Linked DNA regions of Mus musculus: regions 1 and 3 are each linked to region 2. A link is a loop called in an ENCODE intact Hi-C map of the cell type or tissue named here. Cell type or tissue: heart. All regions are shown on one strand. Links, peaks and the distances in the headings refer to the core of each region. The heading gives the core; the rest is flanking DNA.

Region 1 (10,145 bases), core at 927-8,926, 130 kb after region 2:
GGGTTGACTTGATAAATAAAAGTGACCATCACAATAAGTATCATAACTTTTTCCTTTATTTCTAAATTTATATCACATATTATGGTTTCTAATCTAATTGCCTTGCCTTAAGCTTATAAAGAATAGTACTAACTAAATATCCTGAAATAACAACAATGATAACAATAACAACTTTCTTCTCTTAAACCTACCATGATACAAATGCTTCTAACTCGCTTTCATGTGCATTGTTTACCTTTTTTCTAATCAGGATACATATTGAATGCCTTTTCCTTATCTATTATGAAAATCAAATTGCATGGTATATTTTCTCATTTTGCTTCTTTTTTTTAAATTTTGCTTCTTAATATGATCTCATATTTAAAACTTGTAGCACCAGAACCTACAAAATCTAAAAGCTGTCAATACTATTTTACATCAGACTCCTATCTTCATTTAGAGTTAGCTATATAGATTTTCTAATACTAAATCATTGTAATTCAAATTATTATATTATCATTTAAATCATATATATATACATATATATATATATATATATAAAATCTTACTCAAATAAGTCCTTTTGGTCATGATGTACTTTTTCTCCAAAAATTTAGGATCAACTTACTGGTAGTTTTAAATTTTATTGTTGATTAAAATATAATTATAAAATCCTCTTTCCTCCTTCCAACCTCTCACTCCCTTCGTATCAAGTTAGTGAATTAATTTTTTATTATTTCACACACACACACACACACACACACACACACACACACACACATATATATATGACTACAACCTGCTGAGTCCATTTGATGTTGCTTGTGTATATATGCTATTAGGCTGACCAGTTGAATAACCAAAGGACTCATTTCTTTTAAGGACTGGCTTTCCTTCTCTGAGTGGTTGTTAATTGCCTGTAACTCTTAATCAAGGGCTGGAGCTTTATAGACTACCCTAACTACATAGCCATGTCAACTGGTACTGTCACTGTTCAGGTTGTGTTTGGGTAGCCACGTTTCTGAGATTTCACAGGTACAACTTCTCTGTCATAACTAGAACACAGTCTACAACAGACTTCTTGGCCCTTTGGCTTTTACAGTCTCCTCTCCCTGTCTGTGATGTTCCCTGGGCCTCAAGTATAGGGTTATTGTAGGTGTATCAATTGGACTAGGGACCCCACAGTGAGTTGTCCTCTAAATTTTGACTAGTTGTGGATCTCTGCAATTGTTTACATTGATGCAAATAGAAGATCAACTTCTTTGGTGAACAAAGAGAGCTATATTTATCTGTGGGCCAAAGGGTAAGGTATTTAGAATAAGGTTGAGAATCATACTGGTTTAAGAATGTGGCAGAAGAGGGTCCTCCTCTAAGAGCTGTGGCCTCAACAACCATAGGCTGTTGGCTAGGCTTACAATATTAGTAATAATTTCCTCCTGTTGAGCATGCCTTAAATCTAATTAGACAGTTTTTGGTTACCCACAAGATATAAGTGCCACTATTGCACATTTAGTGATATCTTACTATGCTGGTCATTGTGGTTCATAGGCATCACCAATGGGTAGAACTATATTGATTGGTTTTCTCCTTTGGCAACTAGTTTAGCCCTTTCTGGTAGTATGAAACCTAGTCCTTAAGCAGGAGGCTTTTGGCTCAAATCTTGCAACTCCCATGTCTGAAGTTTGTAGTATCTTCAACAATAAGGAATTACCTTCAACTTCTGAGATATAACCAAGAGAAACAGCAACCATATAAAATGTTTCGGGAACGTCCTGGGCTTTTATAACAAACAACTAAAAAGAAGGATTCTCATGCCTAGAACTAGAGGTTTTGCCAAATAGTCTATGGCTCTTGGGAAGATCATTATTACCCCAAGTACCATAACTTAATTTAAATCTTATACACATACACACAGTGTACATACATATATACATATACACATATACATACTACATATATACCTATGTATATGTTTGTGTGGTACATACATATATGTATGTAATTTTAGATAATTATATACACATATATTTACATATACATATAAATATGTAAATGTAACTATACATATATATGTATTATGTACTTTTAGGTAAATATAAAACAATAAAATTATGACTTTTCAAACAACCTTGGCAATTTTTGTATCAGCAATATAAAGTAAGAGTAGTTTGTGGTTTTCCTTCTTGTGTTATTTTGGTCCAGTTCCATAATAAAAATAACAGATGCGTCCCTCCTTTCTCTGTGGCACAGGTTGGTGGTGTAAGCATCGGATGGGAGTTCAGTATAGAGGCTTGTTAGGTTACTTTTTGACAAGTGACACAGAGATTTTTTTTTACATGGATGAAGTTGCAGCTTAACTCTACCCACACTGGACTTTTCATTCTATTTTTTCTCACTACCCTCATCCCTGGTTATGATTTATTTCTTCTAAAATTGATGCTGAAATATAACTAGTGTTATGAGTGATTAAGAGGTAGGACCAAGCTGGGCATGGTGATGTTTGCAAGCCCCAACATTCGGGAAGCTGAGGCAGGAAGTTCCAGAGTTCAAAACCAGCCTCGGTTACATAGGGAGACCCTGCCTCCAAAAACTATTTTTTAAAAGATTTGATCAAGTGAGATCTTTAAGAGGTGACTAAGGAAGTCTTCTTGCGAATGAATTAACCCATTCATTCTGTGAGTAGCTTAATGACTTAATAATGAGTTATCTTGAAAGTAAGTCTACTATCAAAGACAGTGTTGGGTGGGTCTCTCAATCTCTTCTTCTCTCTCCATGTGATTTCCTATGTCATCCTGGAATTCTGTCAACAGCAATGAAATGTTTCTCTACACTGGACCAGAACAGTGAGCCATATAACATATTCATCTTTTTAATATGTATATGTATATGTTGTGTTTGATGTGTGTGTGGTGTATGTGTGAGTGTGGGCGTGTGTGTGTGTGTGTGTGGTGTGTGGTGTGTGTGTGTGTGTGTGTGTGTGTGTGTGTGTATGTGTGCAGTGTGTGTGTGTATGCATGTGCGTGTGCGTCTCTTTATAACATATTCATCTCAGGTATTATATTAATAGGTTCATCTCAGGTATATATATATATATACTATTATATATACTATTATCAGACTAAGCATCCTTCCTTCCAGTCATATCCACAGTATCTAGGAGGACCTTCTTTTTTACAACTTTCCCTTTTAAGGCTCCTTCTCATTTTTCCTGGAAAACTATGTAGATTTCCAGTTTGAATGTGTCATGCTATTGAGTTGGTTTGAAATTTTCAAATTTTCAGCTATGTCGGTATAGCAGTGTTTGGGGGACTGCATAAATAGTTCAGAGGTTAAGAGTACACACTGTTTATGTATTCCATCCCTAGTCTCCTCAACTGAGCAGCTCACAGCTGTCTGTAACTTCATCTCCAGCTCTGGGTACTCCAAGGACCTTTGGACTTGCACCTGCATGCACATACCTTCCAACATACTCATACACAAATACAAGTAATTTAGAAATCGGTGTTTCATAGTAGAAGAGGTGAGGATGTCTGACAGTCTACACAGAATTTCTGCTCAAAATTATCCCTCTGGTTTTGAGTTGTTCAATATTGTGGTGAGAAGAACTTAGAAAGGAAATGTAAGATTGTGTTTACACATTATATGGAGAATACAATGCTTCTGAGAGTTGACACGCTAGGAAGGCAGGTGAGGAGAATCCTTGGATGTGAGGCGCCACGCAACTGCTTGCAGAGAGCTGGTCCCAGAGTTCAATCACGGACAACCCTTAACAATCTCATACGGCGTGTTCAGAAACATTTTATCTTTGGCAGTTATGTAAACTATTTCTGGCGGCTGCATTAATATTGTTTTGTTTTGTTTTTCCTAAGAGAAAAGTCTGGTGAGCTTTAGGTGATAATCCTGAGTATTTAATCATTTTCAAAGTTATGGATGAGTGTGAGTCCATTCATTTCCTTATAAAGTCACACAAGTACATTTTATCTCTTTGTGCTCCTCAGACAGAGAGGAACTCAGGTGAAGAGAGAGAAAGAGGGGAGGAGAAAGACAAGGAAAAGAGGGAGTCTCATCTAGTCAGAGAAATCCATTTGCAAAGTCATTCCACCAGCCACACAGGTCACTCTGACACCTGGCCTACCACAAGACTTCTGAGGTCCAAGGCACATGACCCCACGACCATGGACTGGCTGAGCCCCACAACTAATCTTCTGGCTCTTGCTCCCCCTGCTGGTTCCACAGCTCAGGGGTCAAGTCCTTACAGTATTTGAGCCTCAGGAGGCAGCACTGACAGATGAGGACCTAGTCCTCATTGGTAATAAAATCTTCTGGTCACACAGTCAGTAGCAGACCAGCTGTGTGTCCAGTCATCCTTCTATGGTACGCAACCTTCACAAGTACAAGGTACCTTAGCTCTTGGTGATGCTCATCCATTGTGAGCTGGCTTGGTTCAGAATGGATCTCCTACTGTAACATGTACATAACTGTAGAAACTCTGACACAGTTATCTGAAAGGGTTTTTTTTTAAATAAATAATTCTGGTGCCAACACTAATAGTAACAATACACATAACAACAATATCACCCCAAAAGCAGAGTGAGCTAAACAAGCTGGACATGAAATAGTACAACTACTCAGCTCCCTTTCCATGGAGGTCCAGAACCAGCTGACCCACTTTTTCCTGATAGAAGCAAATCAGTGGTGGCCTGGGGCCAGGACGGCACCTTTTCGGTACTAGAAATGCTGTGGATCTTGACAGGGATGCTGGTTGCACTGGCATTCCCGTTCATCGAAACTCTCCAAAGTATTTTATGTAAGTTGGGCCTCCATGAAGCTGCTATTGATAGAAAGAGAAATCCCTTACTCAAATGCTAAATGCTAATCTGTTCTTTTAACCTGAATCTTGGAAAGCTATGCAGTTTTAAATTAGTTTTTATTTTATGTGTCTGAGTACTTTGCCTGCAGGCATGCATGTGGATCAGTGCACATCTGATGCCCGAAGAGACCAGAAGAGACCACCAAACCCCTGCAAATGGAATTGCAGAAGATTGTGAGCACTCATATGGGTGTTGGGAACTAAACCCAGGTCCTCTGAAAGAACAAATGCAGCAAGTGCTCTTAACCACTGAGCCACCTTGCCAGCCCCTGGAAACATTCATTGAGAAAGGAAAAACAAACGCTAATAAACGGTTCTCTTCTTATTTCAGTAGTCTGCCAGAAGCTTCATTTTTTACAGAGAAAAAAAAAAAAAACAGAGTAGACCCAAAAGGTAGGACGAGGGGGCTGAGTCATTACTCCCCGTTGTTCTCTCAGAACAGTAAGTTCTACAAATCCTACACCAATGGGTGAAAGAAAAGTGCATTGTGCGAACAGGGCTGGATGGGAAACTCTCCCTTCTCTAAGTCACACATCTGAACACTTTTCCATAAGTGAGCTGAGGGTCTAGCTACTTATGGCAAATGCCCAGGCAAGAGTCACTGAATGTATCCCCCATGCCCTGTCCTATAATTCTTGCACGCGCCCTGACTCACCAGCAAGAACGACGCTGCAACAGGATCCTTTCGCACACGTTTATTGGGAGAGCTTGATTGCAGAGGTGAAGAGACCCCAAGCCCAGAACTGGTGCTGCTCATATAGGCCTAGGAGAGGCATGTCTCACACCCGGATTGGTTATGCATGGGTTATGCTTACCACCTCATTTGCATGTCTCACATCTGATTGGTTAACATGTCTCTCATCTGATTGGTTAGCATGTCTCTCATCTGATTGGTTAACTTCTTTCTCATCTGATTGGTTAACCTCTCTCATCTGATTGGTTAACATGTCTCTCATCTGATTGGTTAACTTGTCTCTCATCTGATTGGTTAACTTGTCTCTCATCTGATTGGTTAATTCTCAAAACCTCATCTTGGCAAAAACTTTACTGCCTATGTATGTGTGGTGGCCAGCGGTAGCAATGGCACATGTGGCTTCCCACATATAATGAAGTGTGCACCCTCGGTAGGGAGCTGCAGTGCTGGTCAAGCCTGAAAGGAAGAGTTTTGCCCCTCTTTGATCTGAAGGATGCACCTCTGGGGCAATATTCTGTTCTACAATGTACACCAAGCTGCAACTGCTCCTCTGCAGAAACATGCCCACCATGATCTCTGCTCCAGGGCACCATGTGTGGACACCACAGCCCACATGGGAAGAAAACAACTATTATATGACCTTTATATTAAACTAGCAATATTTTTAAGTATACAGGAGGATGTGGGTAGGCTATATGTTATTTTATATAAGGAATTGATGCATCCATGGATTCTGGTATATGCATGAGTCTTAAAGCCAATCCCTTACAGATACGGATTGATCAAGATTAATGAAAGGACAAAGCCAGAAAGCAAAGCTGGCTATCTGTGTGCCGGCACTCAAGCTTCCAGGAGCACTGCAATACCTTTGCACAATAGGGAGAAATTTAACACATGTGGCCAGAATGCTGCAAGCCCACCAAATTCATATCCTGAGATCCTGCCCCTAATGGCATAAGACAGTGTGGAGATTGGGTTAAGAAATTAGCTTCATGTATGCGGTTGGTGTCCGTAAGTGAGCTCATCTTCCCCGTAAGGCAAGTCTTCCCCGAGGACAGACAGGACAGCAGCATTTCTAGGAAAAGCAGGCCCTCAGAACCCAGAAAAATAAATCGTATTTTTATGATCATTAAATAGACTAAGTACTCCAGATTGATCAAGACCTGTATGTTAAACCCTCGTTACTCAGAGTGGGTCAGTGGGTCAGCCATATCAGCATCACCCAGGAGCTTACTGAGTCTCTGGAGTTCCTCTCAGACCTGCTGCTTTCAAACCAATATTTTAGTAAGATCTAAATGAGGTCTTTTAAAGGGAGAAAAACAGTGCTTTGAAAGACAAAGCCTTACATTTATCCTGTTTTGCTTTGGTTTTAATCCCACACTACATTAGGGTTTGGTGAAAGTCATGGACCCTGAGCATAAAAAAAAAAAAACGTAAGGATTTTAAAGATTTCACAGATTTGTGGTGTTTGTTTTGTTTTGTCTAACCTTTCAGTAGACCGTTTAAAGGTGCTAGGAGCCAGCCTTCATGGTTCTCATGCATTCTTACATTTAATCTTTCAAACAAAGCATTGGTGAACTTGGGAAAGTTAAATAAGTGTTCCTAGTCAAAGCAAGGAAGAGTGACAGAGAACCAACCTAGACATTTGGCGATCAGCGTCCTCAATAACCAATCTGTTATAGGGGTGACCCAGATCGAGGAATGGGAGGTATACTCCTGGTGGACCTTTCTCTCTCTGAGAAGATCGCCCGCGTACCTACAGCGCCTTCTTCTGCACCTCTGATACAGTGAGGCAGCTTTCCTGAGCCGGAAGTGGCCCAGATGGATCCTAATAGTCTGTGTGATGTGATGTCCCTCGCAGACATTCCCCGTATCCCTTTTATTTACCTGCACAGCTTCAAGCATCGCGCCAGCTCAGTATTATCACCTGTGGCGCTAGTCTACTTAAACCACGTGGGCAAGGAGATTTCATTCCGTGGACCAAGCATCGCTGAGAGTTTCTTGGTTCTCTGTATAAAAAGGAGCCAGGTGAGGACCAGGACTGATGGGGCCGGCCTGCCCCCCAGTGGCACATTGAGCACAGTAGTAGGAAGGCAGTTTCTTTCCCTGCTGCAGAAAATTGTGTTCAAGTCTCTGATGTTTAATCCTTTATCTAACATGCCTGAGAAGTTTGAGTTCTATAGGATATGATTCCTACTGGATAAGACGTACCCTAACCTAAGGGCAGAGGAACTTAAAACTACCTGGTTCCTGGACAATTACAAAAAAAAAAAAAGCATATACAATGCAAACACTCTATGTATTTTCTGTAAATTTATTTATCTTTCCCTTTTGTGTTGGTTTGTTTTCTTGAGACAGCCTCGTGTATCCCACCCTGACCTTGAACTCCTGATTTCCCTGACTCCACCTCCCAAGTACAGAGACCACTGGTATCTACCACCACACTCAGTTAACACTGTTATTTTCAATTCAGACACTTCATATGTACGCATGTGTAAACCAACTCCAGATTTTATCATTGGCTTCTGACTCTAGAAACCAAGAGAAATTCTTTGAGATACTCAGTAGCATGAAGTCAGGGTTAAGGCCGTGTAGTCTGGCCTCCCCCTCCAGTCTTTTGGAGCATCCTGCCTTGTTTTGTCTGTTTTCGTGCTCCTGCCTTTACAACAACAGCCTTCTAAAGGAACATGATAGCAACATCTTTATAGATAGATTTCCTAGTTTAATTTTTTTCCAGCTAGGTTTAGTGGTGCAAGTTTCTACTTCCAGTTCTTTTGGATGCTAACACAGGAAGATGGCAAGTTTGAGGCTAGCCTGGACAACAGCATAAATCTCAAGTCCAGCCAGGTCAACTTAGTCTCAGAACAAAAAGCAGTAGGGTTTGGGGTGGGGTGCTAAGGCTCTAACTCTGTGGCAAAGTACTTTCTTAGTCAGTATTGGCAAAAATCAGCTCTTCCTACCCAAAGCAGCTTTTCCTGGAAAATTCAGTTTTGCAATTCTAAGCATCTGAATTCGTTTTCATAGAAGCAATCCTTTATTCCCCGCTTCCATAGAATCATCAAGTCACATAATATTTGACAAAACCATGTAAATACAAGAGCAAGGGCAATCTGTACAAAGAACTTTGGGGACAAGCATAAGATAATATGTGACTCAGGCAGCCGCAGAAGGCATGAGCCACAATGAGTCACAGAGAATTGAGAGTATTAGTCACCCTGGTGACTCAGGGCCAATCGGGCGAGTTCTTTTTTAAAAATATGTGTTTAGTATATGTATGTGATTCTGTGCAACTTTCTGTGTGCTTCATATCTGCATGAGCCCACAGAGGCCAAATTCAGGTCTTCTAGAAAAGTCTACCTCATTCAAGCATGCTTGCACCATATCCAACCTCCAGGCCTGGGCTAGATCACACATGCTGTATGCCAGTCCAAACTATTAAGTCCTTCTAACCCTAGCTAGCCTATGCCATATCCAACATCCAAGCTAGCCCAGTTTGCACATCCTGTGCTGTGGTTCAGTCTAGTGTGCTCCCTGGACCCTAGCCCATGCTCATAAATTCCCAGACCTAGCTTAATTATATACTTGTGCACTGGCCCAGCCTGATGAGTCTGTGGAAATTTTGCCTGCCCTCAGACCTAGCCTTGGTCATGAAGACTACATGCACGCCTAGCCTTGTAAGTATCTAAGACTCTGGACCCTCCATGTGATCTCTATACTCGGGATGAAGCTCAGATGCCACAGCTTGTACATCACCACAAGCAGACCTGGCCACTTGTCCCCTTCATATGCCTCTTTAATTACACTAAATTGGATTCACTTCATTCCTCCAGTCCAAAATCAACGCTAGGTGTCTGAATGATTGGCCTGGCAACTCCTCATACCTAATCAGAAGTCAGTCAGGCTTGGGCTACAACAAAAACAAAAGCAAACTTCCATTTAACAGTGGCAGCCTAGAATCTCACATCAGACGATGCTCAACCAATGAAAGAAGTCACATGCCAGGTCTCACCACCAAAACAAAAACAAAGACAAAAACAAAACAAACAAAAACCCCTCAAGGAATATGAAAGGACAAGGCATTACCTCAGCCCCCCCCCCCCCACACACACACACACACACACACAACCTACCACTCCTATAGAATGTTCTCCAGTGAGAATTACTTAAATGAGCCCCAGGACACAGAACTTAGAAGAACAATAACAAACTTCACCAAAGAATCCAAGGACTTTAAAGAAAATGCAAACAGCTCAATGAACTTAAAGAGAATAATACTAAATGCCGGAATGCCATCCATGAAGACATAAGCACATAGCTAAGTAAAATAATCAAAACAGTACAATAATGGGAAAGGAAATCCAGTAAAAAGACAGAACTATTGATGAAAACTCAAACTGAAATGACATACATCAGAACCCAATTTTAAAACCCAGGGATAAGCTTTGCAAGTAGAAAGGATCAAGAAGAAGATAGAATATAGAAACTGAAGATAGTGCACTGAACCACTTGAGCAAATAATATTTAAAAAACAAATAAATAGAACAAAGGGAAAAAACATGTAGGAAGTATGGGATACCATGAAAAGATTGACTATTTGAATTG
Region 2 (10,145 bases), core at 1,535-9,534:
GGCTTACTGTAGGCAGGCATTCTAGAACTCACTGCAACTCAATCAGCATACTATTTCACCCTTTAGATTGACATCCCCTCCACTTACTCACATGGTAGCCACACATTCCAATATCACCCTAATTGCATCACTTACTCTGAGTAGGCTCGAGAATGTCAACAGTACATTTTTCCAGCTCATATTCTATCACGCCATAAATAAATATGAACCCCTGCAGTTTTCTTCGTCTCTCTGGCTAGCACAGGCACATGTAACCTGACCTTTTGAATATCTTCTCCCTCTCCACTGTTCCCTGACACGATGAACCCTTGTAAATCAAAGGAAAGCTTTATGGGTATTTTCAAAGTAGGATGTAAAAAAAACCCTCGATGCTACTGAAGATTTGAGAGCCAGCAAAGAGAAGTGGAGCCTGAGAGCCCCAGCTACATTTCCAAGGCAAGACCTACAAGATGAAAGCAAGAATAGTGCGGCTTCATCACTGTCCTTTCTCAGTGTGCCGAGGTAGTAGGAATCTCCCAGTTAGCTCAAGAACATTCAAGAGGATGGTATCTGCCTGTATGAAAGCTAGGCAAGTAGCACATTTAAAAGGGACAGAGTGAATGAAATATCCTGGCTTTAAAATTTCTGGGAAAAAATAACTGGGCATGTTCAGACATTTTAGCCATTGTGATTCCCTAAGCGACATGATGTTCGTGAAGTATTATATGTTGACAGTAATCTAGAGATTTGGTGTATATGGAAGGATGTGTGGAGACTATATGGAAATTTCACCCCATTGTGAGTTGACTATCTGAAGATCTGGGTGTCCCCAGAGGATCCTGGAGTTACAGGGACAGGGCCAAGGACAGCTGCACATGAAAAAACTGGTTAAGAAAGAGTCAGGTCCATTGGCAAGCACTGATGGATATTTTTCAACTTCTCACATCTAGAGGTGGGATATCGCTCCTCATTTTCTCTAGAGTGTCACCAATGACATGTTTTGGTAGACAGAACATGGTATGACCTTGTGAGTCCTGACCGCTAACATTTCTGCTTCTAGTATGTGGGATGGGTTCTGTTTTCATATGAAGAAGCCGCATGAAAGAGGAGGGGAGGATTGTTACCCATTCACCATAGCCTTCCAGGTGAAGCCACAGCCGCATGAGTGAGGATGCTGGTCCTAGCCATACCTCGCTCTCTGATTGTATCCGTATGACAGAGTTCAGACTGGCCCAGAGGAATCATGAGAAATGCTAAACTGTTAGTCATACAGAAAAGTTAACAAACAAGAGCTTCATTTGTTGTTGCTGTTGTTGATGTTGTTGTTGTTATTGTTTCATAACATTGTGTCCACAGCCAGCTAATTCATCCAGGCAGTTGAAAAAAAAAAAACAGCCTACATAATCATCCACAAATCAGTTAGTTTTTCCCCTCTGTGACCTAACGAACAATGAGAATTATTATCAGCCTTCAGAGTCAGATTCTCGGCTTGGAAATTTACCCTGTGATTTGAGGTCATTCGCTTTCCTCACTGTCTTAGTTTAATCATTTATCAAAGAATTCTAATGCTCCATGGGATAAAAATCTGTCAGAACCTGAAAGCCTCGTCTCTGAAGACTAGCTTCTATAGTGCCAGAAGGTGCTCTTCCATTGACAACAAGGGACACAACCAATAGTCTTACCCAGATGAAGTGCCAAGAAGCCACAGCAATGACCATCATGACAAGGTGCAGTAGTGGTACTCATATCGTGGCAGTAACCAACAGCTGTCTAGTTGGACTTACTTCTACTGAAAGCAGAGGGGAAATGCGAGGTACTGGGAATCCGACCAATCACTCAAGGCTAATGAGGTTATCCACTTGGAAGACAACCTTCTGTGGCTACTTGACAAGACCAGCACAATTCCTAACTGCAGTCTGTGTTCTTATGCTTATCCCATGGGTATGAGTAGCTTTCAATCCTCCTCAACCAACTTTTCTTTGTAGCAACAGAGGCCATCAGAGAAAAACATGACCCATCAAAATGCATAGAACAGCTGATCATGGAGTCGCCAACTGCAACAGATACATCTGCAACAGACATCTCTAATCACAGTCCTGGAGAGGTGGAGGCAGGTGGATTCCTGAAGTAATTCTGAAGACAGGATTGGGGTCCAGCCAGCCTAGCAGAACCAGTGACATCCAGGTTCAGTGAGAGACCCTATCTCAAAAATATATGTAAGTGAAATAAGATGAACAGTGACAGATGTTAACCAACATCAACCTCTGGGCTACACACACACACACACACACACACACACACACACAAACACCCATACAGATAATTTAAAATTTTTGGTCAAAATAAGCAACAATTCTGATATTTCTTCAGTTTTCATTTGAAAAAAATAGTCTCAGATTCACTGCTAGTTTGTTAGTGATGAAATTACTTTCTGTCTGAAAATGTTTTCAGTGTTTTATATAATTTTTTGTAATATTTTAGGAAGGGCTTACCATATGTCAGGACCATTCTAAGTATTTGCTACTGTTAATCTAGTCTCCAGAACAACCCTCTAAAGAGAGCACTAATAAGTTCCCATCTTATAAACAAGATACACTAATGCCAAGTGACCAGCTATAGTTAAAGAGCTGGCAGTGCCCAATCCAAGACTCCAGCCCAGGCGCCCTGACTCCTAGCTTATTATCCACATCCTTTTGTGTGTGCTGTTGTGATCTTACTTTAAGTCTGTTGGTACTAGCCTATAATGGAGGCAATTATACTCAGAAAGTGCCATGTATTAGGAAATGGAGTATTTGCACTTTTCACTGGAAGATTCAAGATGCAGAGTGAGAAAAGATAAATTATGCTATTCTGGAACATTCATTTCATGGTCAGCAATTGTGTCACATCCGTAGAAGTACCCACAGGAGAGAGAAGAGGCCACCCTGATGTGTTTTTGGCACCTTCACAAATCTACCATGTACCATTATAGTAGATTTTCTTTACAGTGAGGGGGAACTGGCTAAGCCCCCCCCTGCCCACTGTGGGCTCCCCACCCACTGCAGGATGGACAGAGGCACACACATAGATATTCAAACCATTGAACACACACTGATGATGTCCGTTGCCTTCCCCTTCATGTCATTTCTAATCTGAGGAAGCACACGGTGCTTGTATTTCCTCTGTGACCAAAGAAGAGCTGTTACTTGGTTTTGGCATTTGAAGAGTCTGGCTCATTCAGTGTGACTTCATGCTTCATGGTGTCACATTCTGATGCTGTAGGAGAGCAGCTGTATAAAGTGTCTTCCTCACCCTTCCCAGGGCTGTGGATCTGCCTCTGGGTGGAGTAAGAGCCTGGGATGTGAACCATAACGCAGGGTCCAGATTCTCTAGGTCCTGTTTCTGCTGCTCCCATATCTCTGGGCCTTAGCAATGGCCTCACCACATGGTCTGACTTTGGTCTGCATTTGTACCCTTGGCCTGCTTCCCAACTCTTCTGACCCCAACTGTTACTTGTGTTCCCGTCATCCTGCTCAGACATCTCTACCCTGGGTTGTCTAAAATAATCTCTTTTCTAGGTCCCATCTTATAGCAGGGGTGTACTCCAGATCAGTAGGAACACATCGGCCTTTTCCCTGATGGAGAAAGCGGGGAATCAGTCCAGTGTTTTACTAACCCTGGGTTCCAGGGTCTTGCTAGTCAGACAATGGTGTGCAACTAATGCTGTAGCCGACTTCTGACTTCCTAATCATGTGCCTGCCACACTTCCCCTGGATATCTATCATCCCCTTGTTTTCCTTCTTCTTGGAGGTTAAGAATCAACACTGCAGTCTGTTCAGATTTAAATCCAAAGTATATCCAAGCATGAGGACAAAGTCATTTCTCCCAGGCTCCTAACTCCATATCACATACCATGCTCTCTTTGTCTAGCTGTCACACATGCTCTCCTTCATCTAAATCAGCAGCAGCAGTTCTCAGCCTGTGGGTCCTGTGGGTCAAACAACCCTTTCACAGAGGTTGCCTGAGACATATCAAGATGTTTACAGTACAATTCATAACAGTAGCAAATTGTAGTTATGAAGCAGCAATGAAAATAATTTTACAGTTGGGGGTTACCACACCATGAGAAACTATATCAAAGGGTCAGGAAAGTTGAGAACCACTGATCTCTATAGAGTATGGGAAGACCTTTAGTTTTCACTGTCCCCTGCAGAAAAAGTCTCATTTACATACCAACTTCTATATGCCTTTCGTAGTTTTTGTTTCAAATTAATCTGGGCACATTTTCCCACTGTGTGTTCCTCTCCCAAATCAGACTGTGTTTCTCTGGTATTTGTATTTAATGATTGGCACCACTGGGAATGAACAATCACTTATAGACTATAGGCACAATAGGAGAGAGACCAGGGCATAACAGGATCAATACTTCGGGCACAGCTACTCAACTCATGTTTCATGAACAAATGTGTTGATAAGTGAGTAAAGGTATGAATGAAGTATGCTTGTGCATTCCAGCCCTACTCTTCAACCCGACTGCCCCAGGGATGCAGCGGTGACTTACTGGGCTGTAGGCTGAGATGAACCACAGGTGGATACACTGCGGGTTAAGTAAGAGTTCTTTGAGCTCCACAGACAGGTAGACACAAAATAACTGTTTCACTTCAAGTTTTAGCATCAAAAGAAAACAATTTAAAGTCCAGAGAAATGAAGTGTGCCCAGCATGAGAACTTGTGAGTAAGCTGTACACAGATGTCATGGTGGTGCCACAAAAAGGAACTTGAGGCTAAAAGCTTGCAGGGCAAAAGACAGCCACAGTGCTTAACATCAAGAGTCTTTCAGAGCTCCTTTATAAAAGGGGCACCATGGACTTATTTATTTCAAAGTCTGGTCTGGGAGTCCAGTGAGAAAATCAATTGAAAGGCACCCCTAATCCAATAAATTTGTGGTTACATTCATGGCATGTCGGATTTATTTTATTATATTTGTCTTCTAGATGTGGGATGTATATGTATGAACGGAACACAAGTAAATATAAAGCAAAGTGTGATAAAAGGTTTTAAAGCACAGGGTGAGACAGGGTACACACCTGAGAATGGGTGTTAGCTTCTCAAGAGAATAGAAGAAAACTGAGACCTTTTCCAGCCTACAACCTGTCTTCCCTTTTGGTACCACTAGGCGGCACCACTGGCCTGTGTTTGTTCTTAATGTGGCTGGGACAGCACTTTTCCTTTTTTTGTTAGCAGTCTTTGAATTAAGGATCAGCACAGCACCCGAAAGCCTTTGTTTGACCCTTCTTGTTTCTCTCTGTCGCTATTCAAATATGTGTGTGTGTGTGTGTGTGTGTGTGTGTGTGTGTGTGTGTGTATTTATTATGTACCAAAATATATTCTTGTTACTTAGGGAACCAGCTCTATATTTGCACAGAGAGGGGCCTCTAGCTTAAAGACATTCCCCTGTTGTTGTTTTCTGTTTGTTTTTGTTTTTGTTTCTCTATGTATCCCTTGGTTGTCCTGGAATTTACTCTATAGACCAGGCTAACCTTGAATTCAGAGACCCACCCGTTTCGGCCTCCCAAGTACTGGGATTAGAGGTCTTTTAAAGAGATTTCTCTGTCTCAAGAAGAGGAACACATTTCCTTTAGTTTCGCAACCTGTTTTTCCATGACAATTTGATACGGTGCGGTAATTAACCATTAAAACATGGCATGTGCTTCCGCAGGAACATTATAGTCAAACTAATTTAAACCAAGGTCAGGTCTCCAAATCAGCAAAAGAATTCTGAAGGCAGGTGACAGACAGGGAAAAATAAACCAAAGGAAAGGTAAGCAACAGATGCTATTAAAAGTAACTCAGGGCAGCTCAAACTGGTCTGAGTACATTCCTAAAAAGGCAATTAGCCAATCCTTTCAGAAATTAAGCCATCAAAATGACATTACAGTACATTTTTTTTTAAATGTATTTACAGAGCAAAAGAGCAGCCATCCACGCTCAGAATCGTGGCCTGAGGGATTCCTTTCTCTGAGGAAACGTGTAGAAGAAAATTAGATCCTAAACTAAGGAGAAACTTCAAGTTGTCACAATGGATTTAGGGTGGTGCTATTTCTTCATTTCCTCAGTGCTAAGTGGAGAGTGAGTTAAGTCACGTGGTTGTTACTGGTCTCTTTGTCTTCGTGGGATGGTTAGGATGACAAAAGTCTCCTATGACTGTCCCAAATACCCACCGCTGTTTAAGGACTGACAGTGGCTAACTGGGGCCCTGGCCGGGAAAATCATTCCTTATAAAGGCTGGCAGTGAGACTGCACTTCATCCAGGAACAAAGGGACAGTGTCCTTCCTCCTAGAAAGGGATTCTAGAGAGAGGAATTGCCTGCTGACTGCTTTCGAGGGTCTAGAAACATAAAATTCTGTTTATAAATGATAAAGTGAGGGGCTGGGAAGATGGCTCAGTGGGGAAAACACTTGGTGTACAAGTGAAGGGCGAACTTTCAGAACCTCAGTAGACAGGCAATCGCGTGGGAGGTGTGGCCACTTAACCTGCCCCAGAGCCTGAGGCTCAGGAGAGCCTCAGAGCCAAGTGGGTATCTTTGATAGTTAAATTATCAAACTCTGGGGCCAAGTAAGAGACGCTGCCAAGTTAGAGACTGAAAGGAATTAATGAAGAGACTGTGTCTATCTGACTTTCATACCTATGCGCATGCACACACATGAACCAATACACACGGGATGGGGAGAGAGGGACAGAGAGACCAAAAACATACATAGGAAGTAAAAATTTCTAAAAATGCAAAGATACAGGTTTATGCATGCATTGGCATTGCCCTCAGATAATGTGCTCACTCCCTAAATGTGATGCTGGACTAAGAAGGGAGGCCCCAAGTGGAAGAAGAGAATGACCCACCCACTTTAAGGGGGCAGCCTGCGCATTTTGATGTTGAATCCAAAGAATGTGGCTTTTTAAAAGGACAAATCTGCAGTGGCTAGAAGGAAGGAGAGCAGTGTCCAGGCAGAAGTGGCCCAGAGGGCTGACAAGGTTTCTAAGAAGGAGCTGGCAGAGGCACAGGAAGTGGGAAGCTGTGTAGAACCTACTTAAAAGATGAGAAATGGGAGCAAAGTAACAGAAAACAGCTACAGCTCAAAGGGGCCGTGAGCCCTCGCTGGCACAGGCCATCTTGGTGAAAGCTTACAAGAGAGGTTTACAGTCCCAGACACAAGGGAGCGTTCTGCATCTCCATCTGCAGAGAGGCAAGCAAAAAAGTGTAGAAAATGGGGGCGACTTAAGCCTGAATCCTCAGCAGCCTTAGAGGTGGCCACAGTTGTGGTGTTTGGGCTCAGTGAGGAAAGATTACAGGCCAATTATTAATGCTATCTGGTACTTTCAATATGATTAGACTCTTAGTCCAAACTAAAATCTGAAAATACAATGCCTTTGGCCAAATGCATGAAACTTGTTAAGTAAATTATGATCAAGTATCAACTTTCTATCCTTTCCTTTTTTTTCCTTTTTTTTTTGTTGTTGTTGTTGTTGTTGTTTTGTTTTGTTCTTTTCGAGACAGGGTTTCTCTGTGTAGCCCTGGCTGTCCTGGAACTCACTTTGTAGACCAGGCTGGCCTTGAACTCAGAAATCTGCCTGCCTCTGCCTCCCGAGTGCTGGGATTAAAGGCATGCGCCACCACACCCGGCCTATCTTTTCTTTGATTATTTAAAAAAAAAAATCTATTCGCTTATTTACCTTTAAAAAAGTGATCAGCACTTCAGCTCCGGTATCTCACTTTTCTACATACCCTTGATAAGCATCCACTTAAAGGCCTAACGGCCTTGTTCTTGTATCCAACAACAAACAGATTATTGGTTAACACTCTCTGTGGACAGAACATTTTTAAAAAGAAAGTTTTCACTTCATGACACAGCACTGGGTACCAGAAACAAATTTGCCTGCTCTAGTAGATTGTATGCCAAGCTGGTCACCTCCATTTCCTGCCCACTGAGTCATGTGCCCCCTCCCCCTCACATCAGGGGTCAGAGTCAGAGCCCCAGTGGAGTGCTGGCACCACATTGTAAAGGGTGGCAAGGGATGGTTGTCAAATTCCAGAAAATATGCAGACCCATTATTTGCAAATTAGAAACAGCCATTATGAAAATTATCTAATTTAACCTAATCGCCTTCTAAAGCTTTCACTTCTCAACACCACTGTGTTAAGAATTAAGTTTCGATATCAATCTTGGAGAGATGCAAATATTAAAATCATAGCAAGCAGAATTGTGGCTAGAAAATGTAGAAGGGGGTCTACACTTAGGGAAATTCATTGACGGGGAGAACTGGATAAAATATGTTTTAGGAATCATTGGTGTCCATTAAAAAAATAAAGAAAAGGTGTCAGTTAAGATACACATTGCTCCAATAGAGTTTTGTTGGAGAAACAAAATAAGGATGCCACTCTAATGTGTTTTAAAGCACATTTTTGCAGACTTTGAGCTGCACTGTAATTGTCGTTAAAGGCCTCTGTGCTTGGTTTCAGACCGGTGACTCTGCTGGGAAATGGCAGGGCCTGGGCATCCTGGAAGGAATTTAGGCAGCTAGGGGTGTGGCCTTGAGAGGGATATTTTTACCTCCAAGGTCCTTCTATTTCCCTTTTAGCTTTCGTGGCCTCCCTGAGGTGAGTGGCTTCCTCCACCACATGCCCTGCCAAGCTGAACTGTATCGCCACAGACTCAAAGCTACCATGGACTGAAACCTTCCATACCATGAGCCCAAACAAACCTTTCTTCTTTATAAACTGATTTATCTGATTTTCATCACAGTGACAAAAAGGTGACCAATCCGCTGTTGGTGACATATTTTGTTGATGACATATTTTGGCCATCATCAGAAGATGCCTAGCATAGTTTACAAAGACCTTAAATGTCACAAGCTTCAGCTGCTAAAAGAATCCCTTAAATAGAGATGCTCTGCTCTTCCCGCCAGTTGCTTCCCACAGTAAGGAGTGGCTCATAGCTATGAATTATTAGCTGGAAATTGATTGCAAATTGAAACCCATGCTTCCTGTGCCTCATAAGACTGATTCTTAAAACCCCTCCATGCATACAAGTCATCTAACCATTTTGTCATTTCCTTCAAACCCCTTGTGATTCTTCAGCACAAGAATGATGAAGCTCTAATACTTCAGCCACACACAGTTTTGTTGTTTGAACCAGTGTTCAAGAGTCATCCTGGTTTGTTCTGATTTTTAAAGATGCCCTACCATTAACTATGCTGGCTGAGCAGATTGCCCTTCATTTATTCACTGATTTGGAAAAGTTGCATCACATCAAGGGAGCAGATTCATGCAAGGTTGTGCGTTTTAGAGTTGGGTTGAGAAAAAAACAAGGCTCAGAGCAGCTGAGCTACCTGGGAGGGGGGCTCTTCAACCCGCTGAGTTATCTGAAGGCTGCACATGTGCTCCAGGTTGCCAGCTTTTAAGAGCTGTCACCCACACTAGGCTGGCCTTTGCTGGATGGGGTTGACTTTCTGCTCTGAGAGGAGGCAGAAAACCTTCCTTCCTTGGCCCCTGAGATTCTCTCGTCTTTGTGGAATAGGATGAGTCCTTCCAGGCAAAGCTAGGAGTAGTATGTTGAAAATACTTTCCGAATCACCTGCAGCCACCCACCCAAGCTCCAAATGGGGTTGCTACATGTGTGCAAACAAGCAACTCTTTGTTGAGCTCTGAGGTCCAGGGTTTATTTGCTGTAGATAGATATTGGAGGCACTTCAACCCGAGTAGGAAAGCACCATCTCTTTTCCCTCTTGGGGTCCCAGGATTAATGTTTGGATTTTCTCACTGAAGTTGCTGATGTACACTGAGCATGCTCCATCACATGCCAGTGTCTTTTATAGTAGCCAGGAAGAGCTGAGAGTCCTGGGGTCTAAAGGAAACGGAGGAACAAAACCTTCAGAGACTAGAAATGTGACGGATGTGGCTTAGCAGCACGTATGCATGACAGACATAAGGCCCTGATGAGCTTGAGCCCTGGAAACATACACACTAAAAAGAATTTCCTCAAATGAAAACCTGATAGGACCTGGAAAGAGCTTGTCCCTGTATTTCCATTGGTTGGGTTAAAAGGCTTTGAAAAGTCTTTTTTTTTTTTTTCAAAAAATACTTCAGGATTTATTAACATTCTGAAACAAATGCTAGTCAAAAATGTTTTCCT
Region 3 (10,145 bases), core at 1,456-9,455, 230 kb after region 2:
CTCCCTCTCACCCGAAGTCCCTGTTCCCCGTGCTCCCTCCTTGGTTGGTTGTCCTTCATTTGCTCCATGCCATCCTTACCCTCACGGATGATCTCACCCGTTCTCACGACCTAAGGATGCTCAGGCCCGTGCTTGGCAGTGGAAGCTGCTTCCTGTGTTCCAGACCAGATTTCCAAATCTCACGGTAGCAGAAAGGCACCTTGCACCTAATATTGCGTCATATAATCTTCCTGTTGTAATTACGAATGAAGTCAAGGAAGTCGCTACCTGACAAATTTCCAAGGGACAGATTTGTGCATCTTTCTTAACTTTCCCCTCTCACTGTTAACTGACCACCAGGTCCTATAATGTAGACCTAGAATGGAACCGACGGCTCTCATCCCTGTTGCCTTACCTCAGCTCCCGACATTCTCACTCTAATTTTATTTTTAATTAATTTATTTTATTTTATTTTATTTTTTGTACGTGAGTACACTATAGCTGTCTTCAGACACCAGAAGAGGGCACCAGATTCCATTACAGATGGTTGTGAACCTGTGGATTTGGGGAATAGAACTCAGGACCTCTGGAAGAGCAGTCAGTGCTCTTAACCACTGAGCCATCTCTCCGGGCCCCCCCATTTTCAACTGTTTATCTTCAAATCTCCTATCAGATCTCTCTGATGTCCTCATCCCATGTTCCATTTATTCATCACCTTCTAATATAGAATGATTTGTCTTTAAGTATAATTGGTTGGGAAACATCAAAACATATGCACTACTATCCCTCTTAAACAATTGGCTTATCAAAGCACACATAATTAAGTCTATATTCCTTATCTGAGAAATGGCAATAATAATACTACAATGCCATGTTTTCTTCTTTTGGGCTGGTGTGTGTGTGTGTGTGTGTGTGTGTGTGTGTGTGTGTGTGTGTTGTGGGTTTTGGTTCTTGAGACAGAATCTTTGTTATGTAGCCCAGGCTAGCGTTGAATGCCAAGCTTCCAGTGCCTCAGGAGGCACACATGACCACAGCAGGCTGCTAGGGTGGTTAGCAGTAGCAGGGCTGGGGTTTGAATCCACCCCTAAGACCCACATTCAGTTGGAGTGCCATTTCCCTGGCATGACTCACCCTTGCAGACTGATTCTGAGACTCAGGAATGGTGTCTTGGTCCTGTGTCCCACAGCTGGCATGAGGCAGGAGCTTAGTGTGCCCCCATTTTAAGTGGATGAAGAGACAAAGAAAGGCTGGCAAGAAGTAACTGGAAAAGCTCTGGGGGTGTTTGGGAAAGACCATGTCACCGTTTCAAATACTGTAGGAACTGCCACATGGGAGCCCCCATTTTCTTAGAGCAAGGTGACTTGACTTAAATGTCACCAGGGAGCTGGGGGACACGGTGCACTTCTCTGGGATGAACGTCTGTAACTTTCATGAGTCCCATGAAGCTGTCTATGATCCAGCATAAAAATGTCATAAATCAACTCTCCAGAGAAGCCAGTGAGCAGGTGTTACCAAAAAAGACCAACTTCAGATCTCTGCTGGGAAGAAACTCATAATGAGATCAGTTCAAAAGGAAAACCTTTACACAAAATGCTAAAAGCTCTGGACTGTGGAGACAGTCAACTGGAGACCAGGTAAACGTGGGAAGATAAAAAGAAAGGGGTTCCCATACAGAAGCGAGGTGGGAGCCAGGTGTAGTGGTGCAAGCCTCTAATCCCAGCACTGAGGAAGCAGAGGCAGCACATTTCTGGGAGTTCAAGGCCAGGCTGGTCCTCATAGAGAGTGCACGTCTACCTGTAGGTCATGACCCCTTTGGGGATCACATGTCAGATATTTACATTATGATTTATAACAGCAGCAGAATTACAGTGATGAAGTAGCCTTGGAACAGTTTTATGGTTGAGGGCCACCACCACTGTATTAAAGGGTCACAGCATTAGGAAGGTTGAGCCCCTTCCAAACAAATACAAAAGCATGGTGGGTAGGCTACCTAAAACAAACACCACCACCACACTGTACTCCTCCAGCCTCTGAGATCCCATAATTCTAGGATGCAACCCACAATGAAGTTGACCTTCAATCTTTTCTAAAGTATCATGGCATCATTCCAATGACCCTCTAACACTTATTTTTAGGTTCCTTTAGTTTTCTTAGTAAAACCAAACAACCGTGATGTAACTTTTGCTGGGATCTAAAGGGACTGTGGTCTGGCGATTCCCGCTTCCTTTTCCCCACAGCTATAAACACAGGTCGACTGCACCAATGACGAGGATTCATTGCAATGCCTCTGTCCAGGTACACACATGCATGTGTGCTGGTTTGCTAATGACTGAATTTCATTGTGATTTCTCTTCTCAGCACTGCCTTGTACTTAATCTGTAGCCTGGTTGACCCTGTGCCATGTTTCTTACTTTATAAATTAGCAAGAGCTGGCTATGCTATATTTATATCTATTAAGGCTTTGACTTTAAAGCACAAAGTGCAGAAATAATTGTGCAATAGACCAAATCCACTCTAATACATTGTACTAGACATGGCATCCTTTTCTCCTTAAAAACACTTAGTCATTTGGAGCTGTGACGAATGTTGGACCATCTAGTGATTGCCATATGCAGGGATCCATCCCATAATCAGCTTCCAAATGCTGACACCATTGCATACACTAGCAAGATTTCGCTGAAAGGACCCAGATATAGCTCTCTCTTGTGAGACTATGCTGGGGCCTAGCAAACACAGAAGTGGATGATCACAGTCAGCTATTGGATGGGTCACACGGCCCCTAATGGAGGAGCTAGAGAAATTACCCAAGGAGCTAAAGGAAACTGCAACCCTATAGGTGGAACAACAATATGAACTAACCAGTACCCGGGAGCTCTTGTCTTTAGCTGCATATGTATCAAAAGATGGCCTAGTCGGCCATCACTGCAAAGAGAGGCCCATTGGACTTGCAAACTTTATATGCCCCAGTACAGGGGAACGCCAGGGCCAAAAAGGGGGAGTGGGTGGGTAGGGGATTGGGGGGGTGGGTATGGGGGACCTTTGGGATAGCATTGAAAATGTAAACGAGGAAAATACCTAATTAAAAAAAAAACACTTAGTCCATAATCATTCATGACATAACAAAGACTCTCAAAAAACCTTTTATGTTTATAATCTTCAAGTTTTGCTTAACAGTATCCAGGAGTTTTCACTAATAACTTTTACTCAAATCCATTCCATTCTTTTCTTCTTCAGCAGTCAGCAGAGCCTGGTAGTACAGGTCTATGAACCTGCTATTTAGAAGGCTGAGGCAGGAGAATCATAAATTTAAGGCCTACACTAGCTCATGAGATTCTGTCTTAAAATAAAAACAGAAATGGGGTACAGGTTGGGGTCAGCAGAAGTGCCTCAAAAGCGGTAAATACATTTGTTTAGCAAGTGTAAGGGTGCTTTGGGTACACTCCTAGTTACAAAGAGGTGGGAGGAGGGGGAGGAGGGGAAGGAGGGGGAGGAGGGGAAGGGAAGAGGAGGAGCCTCAGTAGCAATGAATCTTAAGTGGGGTAGACTTAAGTGAGTGTGGGAGTCATCCAGAAAAGAAAGTAAATATTTCACGTCCATTTCTTCGTGTCTTAATAAGCTATATCTTTACCTAAAGGGGCAATAAATATCTATAGTTTTTATTAAGGAACAGCCTTCAGAATTAAGAGTAAAATAAAGAATCCTTGTTTGGCACACTGAATTATCATGGAATAAATTAAAATCTTTGCTTTTTTTTTGTTTCACACAGTCAGCCCTTCCTGCCAATCTTTTCTAAAGGAGAAACCAGTGCAAGAAGTGACTTGGCTACAGGAGGTGGCTTCTTCTGGTGTCACTTTCTAGAGAACCCCTTCTCTCCAGCCCCACCAGCCCCGCCCCGCCCCGCCCCGCCCCGTCCCGCCCCACCAGCCCCGCCCCGCCCCACCAGCCCCGCCCCGCCCCGCCAGTCCCCACCCAGCACAGCAGCTGCAGATTTCCCCTCATTCTCTGGGGCCTCCAGCCCTTCCTCCTGCCTCTCCCTGGGGCCTCCAGCCCTTCCTCCTGCCTCTCCCTGGGGCCCCCAGCCCTTCCTCCTGCCTCTCCCTGGGGCCTCCAGCCCTTCCTCCTGCCTCTCCCTGCCCTGATCCTGATGTCCCCATTGTTCTCCCCATCCCCTCTCCCACCTAGTTCCCTTCCTTCCTCTGCCTCCTATGACTATTTTATTCCCCCTTCTAAGCGAGACTCAAGCATCCTCACTTGGGCCTTCCTCCTTTAGGTCCATGGGGGAGTATCATGGGTATACTGTACTTTATGGCTAATATCCACTTATCAGTGAATACACACAGTACATGCTCTTCTGAGTCTGGGTTACCTCACTCAGGATGACATTTTCTAGTTCCATTCATTTGCCTGCAAAATTCATGATGAATAGCTGCATAGTATTCCATTGTGTAAATGTGCTACATTTTCTTTATCCATTGTTCAGTTGAGGGATATCTAGGTTCTTTCCAGTTTCTGGCTATTACGAATAAAGCTGCTATGAACATAGAGGGGCAGATTGTCCTCAGGTTATGGTGGACTATGTTTTGGGTATATGCCCAGGAGTGGTATAGTTGGGTATTTAGGTAGAACTATTTCCAATTTTCTAAGAAACCTCCTGTAGCCAGGCAGGATCCCCAGTGGAGGGACAAGGATGCCAACCCACTCACAAAACTTTAAACCCAAAATTTGTCTGTTCTAAAAGCAATACAAGGACAAAGATGGAGCAGAGACTGAAGGAGTAGCCAACTTGAGACCCATCCCGTGGGCAAGCACCAATCCCTGGCACTATTAACGATACTCTGTCTGTTGTGCTTGCAGACAGGAATCTAGCACAACTATCTTCTGAAAGGCTCTACCCAGCATCTGACTGAAACAGATGCAAATACCCGCAGCCAAGCTTTGGATGAAGGTCAGGGACTCTTATGGAAGCTGGGGGAAGGATTGAAGATGGTGAAGGGAACAGGGACTCCACAGGAAAACCAACAGACTCAACTAACCTGGACCCTTGGCAGCTCTCAGAGACTGAGCCACTAGCCAAAGAGCTTATATGGGCTGGAGTGAGGCCCCAGCACATAGGGCTGCCTTGTCTGGCCACAGTGGGAGAGAATTCACCTAACCCTGCAGAGACTTGATGCGCTGGGGTGGAGGGATGGCATTTAGAGAGATGATACCCAGGGGGAAGGCCTACCCTCTCAGAGGAGAAGGGGAGGGAAGGGGGAAGAGACTCTCTGAGGGGGTGAAGCAACATTTGAGATATTAATTAATTAATTATAAAAGACTAAATGAAGTAACATGGGAAGTCAGTATAAGTCTCTTTCAATTCTTAAGTCTTTTCACCGTTATAAATACTTTATTGACCTATCATTATATATATTTGTAGGGTCAGTGTGATAATTTGATACATGTATGCAAAAGGTCCAATATGCTAATCATCACTTGATCTCCTTAAGCATGTATTACTACTGGTTGAGATGTCTCTTCGATCCTAGGTTTTTTTCTTTTGTTTTGTTTTTGTCTGTTTATTTTGTTTTGTTTTTTTACAGAACATATGGTAATAGCGCTTGAGAAGCTGGGACAGAAGAATCACAAGTTTGAGGGCTATTTAAGATAAATAACGAGACCTTGCCTCAAAAAAAAAAAAAAAAAAAAAGTTTAAGTTGTGAAAAAATAGTCACTCACATATTCTGCAAGATATGAGAAGACTAGTTCTTCCTATGAAGCTTCTTTTTTGGTACTATTGCCTAAGCGCCTTCAGAGCACCTCTGATCTCTCCCCTCCTTCACTGTTTTTGTTTACAGAGATTAAAGAAAATTTATATTTCTAAAGGTGTAAACTGGCTACTTCTTCTGGCTAATACTTGCTGCCACCTACTGGCCAAAGCACAGAACTGCAATGAATAAATGACCAAGAGCGGGAATGGTGAATTCTATAGTAGCATTTGTGTGTAGCAGAGAGAAGGTATTAAACAGAACCGTGCCTTAAAAAAAAAAAAAAAGTCTATCCCACATTAAGAGAAGGAAAATATGTATCTGATTTGCATCTGCCCAGAGGATAAATACCTTGCCTGCTCAACTATTCCTTTATTCCAAGTTCCTCCTCATAGCTACAAAATTGTAAAGTTGTAGAGATCATTTCTTAACTACAATGATAATATTTCCTAAGATGTTATCTTAAGGAATACTGGTTCTTCTTGACAAGAAATTGAAAATTGGTGAGAATTACAGAGCTTAAATGTAGTATTTTTATTAACATGAAAAAATGCAAGTGTTAGTTTTAAACTAAAGAGTTCACGTAAAAATCCAGATTGTCATTTTCTGTCAGAAAACTGGATCAATGGACCCCTGTGGGCTCTGTTTCTACATGGCAATGGCAGGACATGGCTGAGCTTCTCAGAAGAGACAGGAGCTTTTCTGCCCATCACAGTCCTTACCACTTCCTGTTACCACCATAGCAGAAGCCCAACCGTCAGTAACCAGTCATTAATGTTCTCCATTATAATACTTTCCTATGGAGACTTTTCTTTTAACCTGTGTAGAGCAGAGCTGTCTAGCTGTCCTCTCATGAATACTTCTACTTTTTGTCAGGAACTGACATCAACTGTCATCAGGAATGACACAGATCGCACTAAAGACCCCATTTCTCTCTTTTCACACATTAGTAAGCAAATACATGGGAAAATTTGTTGTCAAACTTCTGAGACTCATTAAAGATGATTGACTCAACTCTACAGAATCACTCTCACAAACCCCCAACACACACACACACACACACACACACACACCCTTCCATTCATACCAACACACACACATATCCACACACATACACACACACTCTTCCATTCTCACATATACCCTTCCATTCACACACACACATACACATACACACACACACACCCTTCCATTCTTTCCTTGCCCTCTGTCTTCCTGTTCAAAGAAAGACATGAATGATGACAGGGGTGTGGGGCACTCTCCTGGATCCTAAGATTAGGGGAGGATGAAGGTTCAGGGCTCAATTTTAGGAAGATAGATGTAAAACACAAAGACACACACACACATATACACACACATACATACACACACATACACACACATACATACACACACATACACACACATACACACACATACATACACACACATATACACACATACACACACATACACACACATACATACACACACATACACACACATACATACACACACATACACACACACATACACACACACATACACACACACATACATACACACACACACATACATACACACACATACACACATACACACACATACATATACACACACTTACATACATACACACATATACACACATACACACATACACACACATACACACATACACACACATACACACATACACACACACATACACACATACATACACACACATACACACACATACATACACACAGATACACACACATACATACACACACATACACACACATACATACACACACATACACACACACACATACACACACACATACACACACATACACACACATACATACACACACATACATACACACACATACACACACAAACCCTGATAACCATGAAGCTAACAAACTAGTGCACATGTTCTAATTGACAGAAATATAGAAGTATTTCATATGAGCCAGCTATTCAAATTTTCTCTCAAAAATACTAAATTCAGTCTCAATGAACATATAACATTTTTAATGACACTGAAACAATTAAAGTCTGAGAGGCCTGTGTGCAACAAGAAAAATGTAGACTAGAGCCAGCAAGACGACTTAGCAAGTAGAGTCTCTTGCTTCCTAGCCTGACAATCTGAGTTTAATTCCTGAGATCCATGAAGTAGAAATAAATAACTGAGTCTATGAGAAAAGTTAGTTTATTGCTTATATGTGTGACTTATGAAAATTCCCAGGGCATAGGCAGAATAAAGCCAGCTTCTTTGCCAAAACACCACAGAAAGGACCCCTAGCCCAGTTGCTAATGGAGTCTTTGTTCCCTCTGAAACTTCATAAAGCCAAGTCTCTACTGTGTGCGTTTCTCTCAGGAGTCTTATCTCTCTAGGAACTGAGTATATGAAGAAAATGTGGGTTGTGTGAACATGGAATATTACGCAGCTAAATGAAGAATGACGTAATGTGTAGATGTCATTATTTACAGGCAGGGAAGCCCGACCTTCTGAGAAACAAGCTCTCTGGATAACTAGGCCCTGAACTGCCAGATGATTATACGCAAGACAGGTGACCCCTGTCACATAATCTTGGTCACATGTTTAGGCCGCACTCACTAAACCAGAGAAAGAGTGGTCCCTGTCACATGGCCTAAGTTTTGTACACCTTGTTTTCATAGCACTGTCATGAAGCACAGGCCACACACTAATAGGCTCTCCCTAACTCCTCCTAAGGGACCTTTAAAGACACTTAACTTTGTTGTACAGGGCTGATACTACCCCAGAATTCCACCACATTTCTGTTGGTATTAACGACCCTATTATCTAAAGGGAAGGGAGGTCTCTTAAACCAATGATGGTTCAATTTAACATGAAAAAGCTAAAAAAGATTTTCAATGCCCCTAGCCCCTAGACCACCATTTCTCTTTTCTTCTCTTTCTTCTTCTTCTTCTTCTTCTTCTTCTTCTTCTTCTTCTTCTTCTTCTTCTTCTTCTTCTTCTTCTTCTTCTTCTTCTTCTTAAAATAAACAAAAAGGCTGGAAATGTATATTTCATGCCACATAGGTAAGGAACCAGGCCCCTCCTAGAAACATGCTCTCCAAATAACTGAGCCCTAAATGGCCAGCTGACTACAGGTGGAACAAGTGACCTGTCTAATAATATGATTATCTTTTAACTGAACACTATGCCCTGACCCAGAAAGTGACCCCTGTGTTGTGGTTTAAATATGCTTGGCTCAAGGAGTGGCACTATTAGGAGGTGTGGCCTTGTTGGAGAAAGTGTGGCGTTGTATGGGAGGGCTTAGAGAACCTCCTCATAGTCATGTGGGAGCCAATCTTCTCCTGGCCGCCTTTCAATCAAGATGCAGAACTCTTGGCTCCTCCAGCATCTATGACTGCCTAGACACTGCCTTGATGATTTTGGCCTGAACCACTGAACCTGTAAGATAGCCCTAATTGAATGTTATCTTTTATAAGGGTTGCCTTGGCCATGGTGTCTCCTCACAGCAACGGGAAACCTGAGTAAGACAGCCCTGTCGCGTGGTATAAGTCATGAATGCTCCACTCTCTTACTTCTGTCACACAACACAGACCACGTATTGATCAGGTTCTCTCTGCTCTCTCCCAAGGGACCTCAAAATAAGACTGTTTTGTCTTGTGGGACTGACACTACATCACATCTCTCTATTGGGGTACTGCTGACATTAATAAAACTTTTACCTGAAGGACAATTCAACTCAGGGCCTCTTCTCAAACTTCCTCTCCCACCCTGAAACCTAACATAATGCTTTTAGTAAAGTGGGTTTAACTGAAGATCACCCTGTTGGCTGAAATGATTCAAACTCAGAAAGACAAATTCTCAATGTTTGAACTCGCATATGGAATGTCATATTAACAGCAGCAGCAACAGCAACAACAACAGAAAAGTACGTGCTAGACTGTGAAGAGCTTGGGGAGCAAATGAGAAAGAAGCAAATGAAACAGTAGATTCGGCCAGAAAATTCCAGTTCTGTGTGACTCAGAACAAGTCCCTACCATTTTAGCTTAATTTGAGACAAGGAGGTTGTCTTGAAACTCTCAACTGAAGCCCATTATGAAAAATTATATGAAAATAATTTATATAATCATTACGCTAATTTTCACTTTTTGTGAGGAATTTAGATTTAAAAACAAAGGTGTGAGAATGGAAGGTAGGTTATTTGGAAAGTGGAAGGAAGCAACAGGAAACAGGCAGGGCCAGAGAAGCTAATGGGGTGAATGTAGTCAAAGTACTTTACATACATGTGTGTAAATCTTAGAAGCACCCTGTGTATATTTAATGCACACTTGTTTTGTTTGGTTTTTTTTTTTTCAAAAATAGAGATAAAGTCTTATCATGTAACCCAGCTGGTTTCAAACACATGAACCTCCTGCCTCACCCTCCCAAGTGCCAGAATTACAGGTATGTCCCAGCATG

What was found. A loop is a pair of places that touch in the nucleus more often than their neighbours do. Peaks named below come from ENCODE experiments on the same cell type or tissue, not always from the same donor. Only the 100,000 strongest peaks of a DNase experiment are listed, where the experiment ranks them.
Region 1: a loop joins it to region 2, with 8 times the contacts of the local background. A loop is called at or near these places in 24 of 42 quality-filtered maps.
Region 3: it touches region 2 in a loop (10-fold over the local background); 26 of 42 quality-filtered maps call a loop at or near these places.

The regions. Positions count from the first base shown.
Region 1 is chr19:16,897,344-16,907,488 of GRCm38, reverse strand. No RefSeq gene overlaps it. Among named protein-coding and RNA genes, the nearest start is that of Gm32341, 17 kb to the left of the region's middle. In heart, for the core only: CTCF peaks have their summits at 4,213 (motif pointing left) and 7,609 (motif pointing left); no DNase peak of the experiment used is centred there.
Region 2 is chr19:17,025,505-17,035,649 of GRCm38, reverse strand. All of the region lies in intron 6 of Prune2 (prune homolog 2), which reads right to left. Among named protein-coding and RNA genes, the nearest start is that of Prune2, 74 kb to the right of the region's middle. In heart, for the core only: a CTCF peak has its summit at 5,118 (motif pointing right); no DNase peak of the experiment used is centred there; H3K27ac peaks cover 214 bases.
Region 3 is chr19:16,798,625-16,808,769 of GRCm38, reverse strand. No RefSeq gene overlaps it. Among named protein-coding and RNA genes, the nearest start is that of Vps13a, 23 kb to the right of the region's middle. In heart, for the core only: a CTCF peak has its summit at 5,880 (motif pointing left); no DNase peak of the experiment used is centred there.